Linked DNA regions of Homo sapiens: region 1 is linked to region 2. The links are chromatin contacts, found by Hi-C or POLR2A ChIA-PET in ENCODE. All regions are on one chromosome and are shown on one strand. Each heading gives the region's core, a stretch centred on a gene start or an enhancer-like site at or near the end of the contact. The rest is flanking DNA. Distances are from core to core; before and after follow the strand shown. Region 1 holds the start of AP1S1 (adaptor related protein complex 1 subunit sigma 1). Region 2 holds the start of AGFG2 (ArfGAP with FG repeats 2).

Evidence for each region. A loop is a pair of places that touch in the nucleus more often than their neighbours do. ChIA-PET counts read pairs that join two places held with the same protein, here RNA polymerase II (POLR2A). Pooled maps may share reads with other maps.
Region 1: a pooled map shows a loop between it and region 2 (8-fold over the local background). The contact joins the promoter of AP1S1 here to the promoter of AGFG2 in region 2. A Hi-C loop is called at or near these places in 1 of 168 maps with a recorded cell type or tissue (posterior vena cava) and 7 of 50 pooled maps. POLR2A ChIA-PET finds 5 or more read pairs at or near these places in 1 of 52 experiments (activated naive CD8-positive, alpha-beta T cell).

Annotation. Positions count from the first base shown.
Region 1 is chr7:101,149,393-101,155,725 of GRCh38, reverse strand. AP1S1 (adaptor related protein complex 1 subunit sigma 1) reads right to left here and starts at 1,250. Exons shown (of 5, transcript NM_001283.5): 1 at 1,209-1,250. The coding sequence starts at 1,211. RefSeq lists enhancers at 344-844, 1,164-1,458 and a silencer at 1,269-1,508.
Region 2 is chr7:100,536,040-100,541,490 of GRCh38, reverse strand. AGFG2 (ArfGAP with FG repeats 2) reads right to left here and starts at 2,288. Exons shown (of 12, transcript NM_006076.5): 1 at 1,924-2,288. The coding sequence starts at 2,144. RefSeq lists silencers at 1,928-2,227, 2,278-2,557 and an enhancer at 2,437-2,938.

The sequences.
Region 1 (6,333 bases), core at 1-2,500, 620 kb before region 2:
TTAATGATCTCCCAAACATATCATCCTCCAGTGCCAGGCCTATGCCCAGGGGTATCCTCCTCTGTAGTATGTATCTCCAACACCACACAGGGTATGCAGATGCCCAAATCCTATCTTCCTCTCTGCAGGCACCCAGGCATTTGGTCTTCGACATTTCTCTTTAACTTTTCTTCCTTTTAGGGTGCCTCCTGCTAAGCGCCCACTCCTCCCCAGACACCAGGTGACCAATTTCCCTCAGTTAGGGCCCCGCCACCCAGGGGGTTCCCCTAAAAGAATGTCTGCAGAACAGACAGCAAGCTGGGTCAAGTGGGATGGAAGACAGAACCCTCACTGCCCAGTGTACCCCAGCTTCCCAGTTCCGGGGGGTCTGGGCCACATCCTGGAGTCTTCTCCTTACCCCAGTAGCTCTTCTATTCATGGACATGCCCAGGCTTGGAATCCCTGGGTGTGTGGCACTGTACTAGCTTAGTAAGTGAAAAATCAGAATTCAGGAGAACTGATTTTTTTGGTGGAGGGGAAAAGAGGGGCGCTGGGGAGCCTCGTGCGGCGCTCAAATAGGGGGGTGGGGAGCAAGCAGGAAGACGGAAGGCCTGGATTCCGGAAAGAGAATGGGAAGGGGGGCAGAGAGCCCCGGAGCCCGGGATCCCAAAGCCTGGGTCCCTCGGAGAAAAACCACGAGTCCACTTCGCTTCCCTACCTGGGCCCAGCCTCTAGGCAAGCACGGCCACGAACGCAGTAGGGCGCTCCCTTTTCCGACCCGGAAACTCCCCTCCCACACCCCTCTCCCCACCCGGGTCCCCGCTCCCGCCTGTGCAGCCCGGGAAGGGGGTCTCGGTGACTGGTGACCCCCGCTCCCTCCCTCAGCAAAGAGACTCCCGCAACCCTCTGCTTCGGGCGGCTTCCCTGCAGCGGGGATCGAGGGACCCCAGGGGCCAAGACCAGAGCGCCCCTCCCGGCTCGGGACGGCCCCGCCGCCCCTTCGTCAGCCCCCGCTCGCCCTGCAAATGCGCCCCCTCCCCGCCCCTCTCCCGAATGCCACCTCCCCCTCTTCCTCCCGAGCCCGGCTCGCCCACCCGCCGAGGCAAGGGAGGCCTCTGAGGACCAGAGGGAAGACAGGGCGGTTCACCCCGAGGGCGGCCCCCGAGGACCCCCGCAGGTGCAGCCCACGCCCCTCGCTTCCCCCTCCCCTCCCTCTTCGCACAGCCTACCATCCTGCAGCCTCCGGCTCGGCGCGTCCCACTTCGGCCACCGTAGGCGCCAGTCCCACTCCCTTTCTTATCCTTTCTCCTGCTGCCCTCCCTCTCGCCCGAAGCCCCGCCCCGTCCCGCCCAGGCTCTGACTCCCGGCGCGCCACGCACTGCGCAGGCGCCGACGCCGCGGGGAGCGCGGGCGGGGCTGGAGGCGGAGAAGCGGAAACCATGGCAACCAGGTCCTTGACTGCAGCTTCTAGGAGCCCGGTCGTCATGGTAACGCGGCTGTCCTGTGGGCTGGTTGGAGGATGGGGGAGGAGGACAATAAGGTCCTCGCGCTTTGGAGCCTTGTGGGGCAAAAAGGCGGGAAAAGGGGTGAGAGGTGAATGGGACGATCATTGGAGTTCGAAGCAGCAGGCAGGACTCCTGGAAGGGGAGTGGGCCGTGAAAAGGGAGCAGGGTGGGAATTAAGTGTAGGGGAGGAGGAGTGACCTGGAAAACAGAAAGACAAAGGGTCATGAGAAAAGTATAGAACCCAAGCTGAATATCTATTGAAAGCGTGATAGATACACCCCTCTAGTTTTTTTCTTTTTAGAGACAGGGTCTGGCCGCGTCACCCAGGTTGGAGTGCAGTGGTGGGATCGTGACTCTCTGCAGCCTTGAACTCCTGGCCTCAAGCGATCCTCCCGCCTCAGCCTCCTGAGTAGCTGGGACTACAGACGCACACCGTCATGCCCAGCTAATTTTTAATTTTTTTTTAGTAGAGACGGGGGTCTTACTATGTTGCCCAGGCTGGTCTCGAACTCTTGGGTTCAAGAGACCCTCCCGCCTCGGTTTCCCAAACTGCTGGGATTACAGGCGTGAGCCACCGCGCCTGGCTTCTGATTTTACAGTAAGAGAAATGTGTAGAAAAAGAATAAAAGAGAAAAGGAGAGGCTGCTATAAAAGGCATGTAAGGAGAAGGGGGAGGAACGTGAACTGAGGCAAAAGGGGAAGAAATAAAGAGCGTCTTAAAAGGTTAACTTGGGTCAAAACTCAAAAAGGGACAGATGTCACCCAAATCTCAGTGTGAAGATGAGGTGGATGTACGTTGTAATATGGGCTTTTAAACTGAATGTGTGTGTGTGTCTACATGTTACTGGAAAAAGGGGTCCCGATCCAGACCCCAAGAGAGAATTCTTGGATCTCATGCAGGAAGGAACCCAAAGCAAGTCGTAGAGTGCGATGAGAAGAGAGAGTTTATTGAAAGCTACACCCTTACGGAGTAGGGCGTCCTCAGAAAGCAAACAGAGGAACACACTGTCTTAAGTTTTTCTTTTCTTTCTTTCTTTTTTTTTTTCTTCTTTTTTTGAGACAGGGTCTTACTCTGTTGCCCAGGCTGGAGTGTAGTAGCATGATCATAGTTCACTGCAGCCTCCACCTCCTGAGCTCAAGCGATCCTCCCACTTCAGTCTCCCAAGTAGCTAGGACTACAGGCATGCACCACCACAGCCAGCTAATAGTTGTATGTTTTGTAGACACAGGGTATTGTCATGCTACCCAAGCTGGTCTGGGACTCCTGGACTCAAGGTATCCACACTCCTCAGCCTCCCAAAGTGTTGGGATTACAGGTATGAGCCACCGCCCCTGACCTTTAAGTTTTTCTTATATAGGGGTCTTGTTTTTGTAGAGACTAAACTAAGCCGAGTCAATGTGCAGATGGGCCAATGGCATGACAAAATTTATTATTCTGTTAATTTAACTATCCTTGACATTCTAGTAGGTAAGTACATCAAAGCAAAACTTAATTATCTTTCTTCCTTTTTTTTTTTTCTTGAGACAGAGTCTTGATCTGTTGCCCAGGCTGTAGTGCAGTGGCGTGATCTCAGCTCACTGCAACCTCCACCTCCTGGGTTCAAGCCATTCTTGTGTCTCAGCATCCCTAATAGCTGGATTACAGCTACATCCTTTCACCTCAGCCTCCCAAGTAGCTGTGACTGCAGGCATGAACCAGTGCATCCAATTAATTAAAAAAATATTTTGTTGTAGAGATGGGGTCTCACTACTGGGATTGTAGGCATGTGCTACGACACCCAGCTAATTTTTGTATCTTTAGTAGAGAGGGGGTTTTGCAATGTTGGCCAGGCTGATCTCGAACTCCTGGCCTAAAGCAATCCTGCCTTAGCCTCCACACCCAGCCAGAACTATAATTATCTTAAAGGCACATATTGTTATGGGTATTGGGGCATCTGGATTTTCTGTAGTTGGAGGAGTCTGTCCTTGCAGGTATCTTTAAGCTGTTTCCCCAACTGTAAACAGCTTTGGGTTGTGACTGACAAGGAATGTGCCTTGTTAGTTTCAAGATGGAGCTGAACTTAAAATGGCTTTATGCTGGCTCTCTGAGGCTCCTGCTTCCCTAGCACAAATGATAAAGTAAAGAGGTCTGGATAGAAGGATAAGAGAAAATCTTAAATTTTGTCATGCAGAAAAGTTAATGGTAGATAATTGTTGGCAACTAATGTGCTATTATTTTTGAGTAGCACATGATGCAATTGTTGGTAAGGCCTCACCTCCTGTCTCCACTTTATTTATTTATTTTGTGTATTTATTTTTTTGAGATGGAGTCTTGCTCTGTTGCCCAGGCTGGAGTGCAGTGGCACAATCTCGGCTCACTGCAACCTCCACCTCCCGGGTTCAAGTGATTCTCCTGATTCAGCCTCCTGACTCAGCCTTCTGTCTCAAAAAAAAAAAAAAAAAAAGAGGACAGTAGTACATATCTTGCAAGGTGGTTCTGAGGATTAGAGGTAATGTATAGCAAGTATCTGTAAACACTTCATAATGGTACCTATCATTTCCTCTTCCCAGACTCTTCCTTTTTTTTTTTTTTTTTTGTTGTTGTTGTTGTTGTTGAGACGGAGTCTCGTTCTTGTTGCCCACGCTGGAGTGCAGTGGCACGATCTCGGCTCACTGCAGCCTCCACCTCCCCGGATCAAGCAATTCTCCTTCCTCAGCCTCCCAAGTAGCTGGGACTACAGATATCTACCACCACACCCCGCTAAGTTTTATTTTTTTAGTAGAGATGGGGTTTCACCACGTTGGCCACGCTGGTCTCAAACTCCTGACCTCGAGTGATCTGCCTGCCTTGGCCTCTCAAAAGTTCTGGGATTACAGGTGTGAGCCACCGCGCCCGGGCCCAACTTCTTTCTTCTTTTACTTTTTCTTCTTCCTTTTGCTTTTGTTTTCTTTTCTCCTCTGCCTCCACCTTAGGCTTTTCAACACCATCGTCTAAGATATATGACATATACTAGTGGAATATCTTACCAGTGGCATAGATTATTGGCTGCCTGAACTATTGTGGTGCTACTTATTTATTTATTTATTTATTTTTTTTTTTTGAGACAGACTCTTGCACTGTCGCTCAGGCTGGACTGCAATGGTGTGATCTCGGCTCACTGCAACCTCCACCTCCTGGGCTCAAGTGATTTTCCTGCCTCGGCCTCCTAAGTAGCTGGGATTATAGGTGCATGCCACCACGCCCAGCTAATTTTTGTATTTTCAGTAGAGACGGGGTTTCACTATGTTGGCCAGGCTGGTCTCGAACTCCTGACCTCGTGATCCACCCGCCTCGGCCTCCCAAAATGCTGGGATTACAGGTGTGAGCCACCAAGCCCGGCAGCTATTTATTAGGTCAAGAATAAGATGGCACAGACAGTTAGCTGGCTGGACTATCCTGGTTGTGGGGAAAAGCAAGACAGATCAGATTGTTACTGTGTCTGTGTAGAAAGAAGTAGACATAGGAGACTCCATTTTGTTCTGTACTAAGACAAATTCTTCTGCCTTGAGTTTCTGTTAATCTATGACCTTACCCCCAACCCCGTGCTCTCTGAAACATGTGCTGTGTCAAACTCAGGGTTAAATAGATTAAGGGCGGTGCAAGATGTGCTTTGTTAAACAGATGCTTGAAGGCAGCATGCTCCTTAAGAGTCATCACCACTCCCTAATCTCAAGTACCCAGGGACACAAACACTGCGGAAGGCCGCAGGGACCTCTGCCTAGGAAAGCCAGGTATTGTCCAAGGTTTCTCCCCATGGGATAGTCTGAAATATGGCCTCGTGGGAAGGGAAAGACCTGACTGTCCCCCAGCCCGACACCCGTAAAGGGTCTGTGCTGAGGAGGATTAGTATAAGAGGAAGGCATGCCTCTTGCAGTTGAGACAAGAGGAAGGCATCTGTCTCCTGCCCGTCCCTGGGCAATGGAATGTCTTGGTATAAAACCCGATTGTACGTTCCATCTACTGAGATAGGGAAAAACCGTCTTAGGGCTGGAGGTGGGACATGCGGGCAGCAATACTGCTTTGTAAAGCATTGAGACGTTTATGTGTATGCATATCTAAAAGCACAGCACTTGATTCTTTACCCTGTCTATGATGCAAAGACCTTTGTTCACGTGTTTGTCTGCTGACCCTCTCCCCACTATTGTCTTGTGACCCTGCCACATCCCCCTCTCGGAGAAACACCCATGAATGATCAATAAATACTAAGGGAACTCAGAGGCTGGCGGGATCCTCCATATGCTGAACGCTGGTTCCCTGGGTCCCCTTATTTCTTTCTCTATACTTTGTCTCTGTGTCTTTTTCTTTTCCAAATCTCTCGTTCCACCTAACGAGAAACACCCACAGGTGTGGGGGGCAACCCACCCCTTCACCTGGTATCATTTGTAGGTCAAGAATAAGATCAATAAAGCAAGTTGTTAGGATTAGAAAGGATAAATCATATGGAATGAAAGCAAGGACTAGAAGTATGGCCGGGCGCAGTGGCTCGTGCCTGTAATCTCAGAACTTTGGGAGGCGGAGGCAGGTGGATGACCTGAGGTCAGGAGTTCAAGACCAGCCTGGCCAACGTGGTGAAACCCTGTCTCTACAAAATACAAAAAAATTAGCTAGGGGTGATGGCGGGTGCCTATAATCCCAGCTGCTCGGGAGACTGAGGCTAGGGAATCACTTGAACCCGAGAGGCAGAGGTTGCAGTAAGCCTAGATCGTGTCATTGTACTTCACTCCAGACAGAGCAAGACTCTGTCTCAAAAAAAAAGAAAAAAAGAAAAAAAGGAAATGTGCTTAGGAGAGAGATGAGAAGGTATAAGGAAGGAATGAGTGGTATGAGTGG
Region 2 (5,451 bases), core at 1,039-3,538:
CTATACATACTCCTAAACGTTGCTCAATCTCTCCCCAGAGTTCTTCACCCACTCTCGAGTCTCTATCCTCTTGCTTCATTTCAGTCCATCTCAGTTTATGACACATTACTGTTTGGGTTCTCAATCATTATCCCAAGAGCCACGATGACTTTTACTTAGACCAAAGTCAAGTTCATCCTTACAACCCACAAGTGAGGTTGATCAGAACCCAGAGAGAAGTTTAGCAAAGGAGGTTAAAACGAAGTAAATAATTCCAAACGGTATCTTGAGAAAACTAAATCCTCATTGCTGGTCTGCCATGATCATCACTAATATCAAACAACAAATGTTGGAAACCGCAATGCCCATATGGCACTGGATAAGTTACGAAACCTCTCTTTGCTTCTGTTCTCCCATCTGTCTTGCAAGAACAATAGTGCTCGCTCCCTGGCTCCTAAAGGTATCAAGACAGGGAAAGCTTTTTTTTTTTTTTTTTTTTTTGAGACAGTGTCTTGCTCTGTCGCCAGGCTGAAGTGCAGTGGCGCAATCTCAGCTCACTGCAACCTCCACCTCCCGGGTTCAAGTGATTCTCCTGCCTCAGCCTCCCAAGTAGCTGGGAGTACAGGTGCGCGCCACCACACCCAGGTAATTTTTGTATTTTTAGTAGAGATGGGGTTTCACCATGTTGGCCAGGATGGTCTCGATCTCTTGACCTCATGATCTGCCTGCCTCGGCCTCCCAAAGTGCTAGGATTACAGGCGTGAGCCACAGCGCCTGGCTGGAAAGCATTTTTTAAAAAACAAAACAAAAACAACAGTGTCTTAAAATAAGACTAAAAAATTGTCAAAATAAATCCCTTGACAAACTTATTAAAAAACAGAGATCCAGGCCTGATATCAGATGTTAATCATGCATCTAACCAAATAATATCTTAATTTGGGAGTAGGAGGAGTGCAGAGGGGAGTGGAGGGGGCTTTACTATATAACCAGAAATCTAGGCTAGAATTGTGGCTGTAAATTCACTCTGGCATGACCGAACAGTACCAATGCCAAGAGTAGCACTCAGATGATGCACCAAAGCCCCCCCAAAATCTAGAGTTTCCTGGATGCTACCACCAGGATCCAGTCATGGCAACAGGGATCTTAAAGGTGTAAATGATTAACCTTCAGGATGGCTCACCTAGACGTGCAAACGTTTGAAAAAGCTAAGCTCTCTACCAGGGTAACCCATTGGCTCTCATCTCTTAGATTTCGTAAGAGTTTTACCTTCTGGGTAACATTTCAAAGCCCTGCTAAGATTAGTATCTACACCTGAACTCTGGACCATGGCTCCCTTCCAGCCACTATCTCTAGGCTGTCAATCGGGGTTAATTCGCTTTTTTTTTTTTTTTTAATCCTGTACTCTAATCATAGGAATTTCAACCAAGTTTCAGCTGGCTTCTGCATCTCACACTCCAGCAGGGACACAAGCCCGAAGGAAGAAAGGTGCCCGTCCATCTCCAGGCCGGCTTTCCCCACCTTTTTCCTTTTTGCTTTCCACCTGCATGAAGTTCCCTCTAAAGGTGCATGTCATTTTCTGGCCCTTTAAGTCCCGACACCCCATCCCACTCCGAGTTCCCTTCCATCCTCCGCACTTTCTCCCTCCCCACTTGCAGTTTGCCTCGACCCCCTCGGGGAGTTTCTCGGTCCCTCTCCGGGCGTCTTTCTGCACCCGTACCCTTCTCTCCGCAGAGCGACTCCGGCCTTGCTTCCTCTCCCCTGCCCTTTCCCCTCCCCACCACACCGCTGCAGCAGACGACCCCGTCCCCACAGCCGGCGCGTTCCCTGACCTCCCCTCCGCCCCTCACCTCGGCCCCCTTCCCTCGCGCCCCGGAGCCCCGGCCTCCCCACCCCGCCCCCGGGTCCCCCCACGCCGACCTCGGCCACTCCCTCCCGGTCACTCACAGGAGGCCGGAGCAGGTGGTGCACACGAAGCTGCCCACGGTGATATCCACGTAGGTGACCCCGCGCTGGGCGCACTCGAAGCAGTGGCGGTTCCCGGCCTGGCTGCAGCCACCCAGCTCCCGCACCCGACGGCACCACACCTCCGAGGCCGCCTCCGCCTCCGCCTTGCCCCCGCTGACCCCGCCGCCCGGGCCCGGGCCCTTCTTCGCCGCCATCACCATCGCTGCCCACTCCCTCCCCGCTAGTCAGCAATCACCCCTTCAACCACTGCCGCCTTCCCGCCTCCTCAGCCGCCTCCGCACGCCCGGCTCCCCTGACAGAAGCTCGGGAGCGGGCGGCATCCGCAGGAGACTTCGCCGTCCACCACCCTCCTTGCCCGTCCTGCACACTGATTGGCTAGGTTTCTCCCACCTCCTTACTCCGATTGGCCCTCCCTGGGACGGCCTCCGGTTGCTGGAGCCGCCAATGCCCCGCCCCACCGCCTTCAGGCCTCAGGCCTCTCCTATTGGCCGGCAGAGACCCCAGCAGCGAGAACCGTGCGTGCCCTCTCCTTGTCCCCGCCCCCTCTCGCCGCTGCCTCCACCGTGGCCCGCCTCCTAGTTCCGATTGGTGAGTCCTCGGCACTCGGGCTCCGACGCTAATTTTGATTGGCTGGCGGGGCTGCAAAGTTAGCGCGCGAGACAGAGGAGGTGCCCCGCGCGTGCGTAGCTGTCGTCCTCCCGACTGATGACGTTAATTCCCGGCAAATTTCAAAGGCTTACTCTAGACTGTGTAGAGTGTCATGCAAAGCCGAAGAGAAGTGGCCATGTGAGGGGCTGAGCAGGAGGGGGAAAGAAGAGAGCGCTTAAGGGAGAGAGGGAGAGGGAGCAAGAGTGCTTTACTAGACCAGTGCTCTAATTCCTGAGCCACAGAGCGAAGGGAGTGCTTTATAAATGTCATTTCATTCGCTCCGCCTATCCCAGAGGTGGAATCCCCATTTTACACCCTTAGGTTCAACAACTTGCGGCAGATCACACGAGTGCGTGGCCCAGGATTCCACTCTGGGTCTTCCAACTTTAGAAACCCTGCCTTTAACCCTCCTAGTAGGTGGACTATTATTCGATTATTCATTTAACAAACACTGAGTGTCTGCTAGGTTTCAGGCACGTTCTAGACACTGGGAATAGAATACAGCAGCGAAGCAATCAAACAAAATATTCTTATAGAGCTTAGTTTCTAGTAGGGGGAAGCAAACAATACACAAATTAAAGAATCACCAGTTAGTAATAAATCCTACGCAGAGAATTAAAATCACATCTTGGAAAAGACTTTTTGGGTACTTTTTTAATTTTTTAATTTAATTTTAATTTTTTGAGATGGAGTCTCACTCTGTTGCCCAGACTGGAGTGCAGTGGCACGATGTCAGCTCACTGCAACCTCTGCCTCCTGGGTTTAAGCAATTCTCATGCCTCAGTCTCCTGAGTAGCTGGGATTACAGGCGGCCACCACCACCCCCAGATAATTTTTGTATTTTTATTATTATGATTATTATTATTTGAGATGGAGTCTCGCTCTGTCGCCCAGGCTGGAGTGCAGTGGCACGATCTCGGCTCACTGCAAGCTTCGCCTTCTGGGTTCACGCCATTCTCCTGCCTCAGCCTCCCGAGTAGCTGGGACTACAGGCACCCGCCACCACGCCTGGCTAATTTTTTTGTATTTTCAGTGGAGACGGGGTTTCACCGTGTTAGCAAGGATGGTCTCGATCTTCTGACCTCGTGATCCGCCGGTCTTGGCCTCCCAAAGTGCTGGGATTACAGGCGTGAGCCACCGCGCCCGGCCAATTTTTGTATTTTTAGTAGAGACAGGATTTCACCATGTTGGCCAGGCTGGTCTCAAACTCATGGCCTCAAGTGAGCCTCCCGCCTTGGCGTCCCAAAGTGCTGGGATTACAAGCATGAGCCACAATGCCTGGCCACCTGTTGGGTACTTCAGATTGGGTTGGTCACCATTTTTAAAACAATTACTTTTTTTTTGAGACAGGGTCTCGCTTTATCACCCAGGCTGGAGTGCAGTGACACAATCATGGCTCACTGCAGCCTCAACCTTCTGGACTCAAGTGATCCTTCCACCTCAGCCTTCCAAGTAGCTGGGAGTACAGCTGTGCACCACCATGCCTGGCGAATTTTTAAAAATTTTTTGTAGAGATTGGGTCTCACTATATTGCCCAGGCTGGTCTGGACCTCCTGGGCTCAAGTGATCCGCCCACCTCAGCCTCCATCTCCCAGGTTCAAGCGATTCTCCTGCCTCAGCCTCCCAAGTAGTTGGGATTACAGGTGCGTGCCACCATGTCCAGCTAATTTTTGTATTTTTAGTAGAGATGGGGTTTCACCATATTGGCCAGGCTGGTCTTGAAGTCCTGACTTCAAATGATCCACCCACCTTGGCCTCCCAAAGTGCTAGGATTACAGACGTGAGTCACCGCACCCGGCCTCTTTTTGTTTTGTTTTGTTTTTTTTGTTTTTTTTTTTTTTTTTGAGACAAGGTCTTGCTCTGCTGCCCAGGTTGGAGGGCAGTGGCACAATCATACCTCACTGCAGCCTCAACCTCCCCAGTTCAAGTGATCCTCCCACCTCAGTCTCCAGGGTAGCTGAGACTACAGGCGCACACCACCATGCCTGGCTAATTTTTGATTTTTTGTAGAGAAGGGGTCTCACTATGTTGTCCAGGCTGGTGGCTGGCAGCCTGCTTTCTCTCTCTCTCTCTTGTTTTTTTCTTTTTGAGACAGGGTCTTACTCTGTCACCCAGGCTGGAGTGCAGTGGCACAATCTTGGCTCACTGCAACCTCCACTTCCTGGGGCTTGAGTGCTCCTCCCACCTCAGCCTCCCGAGTAGCTGGGACTACAGGTGCATGCCACCATGCCCAGCTAATTTTTTGTATTTTTAGCATGTTGGCCAGGCTGGTCTCGAACACCTGAGTTCAGGTCATCTGCCCGCTTTGGCCTCTCAAAGTGCTGGGATTATAGGTGTGAGCCACCGCACCCGGCCCCATTTTTCAATTAATGGCACCATGAGCCACCTAGTTGCCCAAAGCAAAAATCTAGAGCTACTCTCTTCAATACGGCAGCCACTAATCATATGTGGCTATTTAAGTTTAAATTAAATTAAAATGGGCTGGGCGTGGTGGCTTATGCCTGTAATCCCAGCATTTTGGGAGGCCGAGGCAGGCGGATCACGAGGTCAGGAGTTCGAGAAAAGCCTGGCCAACATAGTGAAACCCTTTAATCTACTAAAAATACAAAAATTAGCCAGGCATGGTGGCAGGCACCTGTAATCCCAGCTACTTGGAAGGCTGAGTCAGGAGAATTGCTTGAACGTGGGAGGTGGAGGTTGCAGTGAGCTGAGATCGCGCCATTGCACTCCACCCTGGGTGACAGAGCGAGACTGTCTCAAAAAAAAAAAAAGAAAGAAAGAAAGAAGAAGGAAAGAAAAAGAAAAGGAAAGGAAAAGGGGAGACTAAAGGAGGAGTAGGTTAGGGCAGGGCCTAACCTA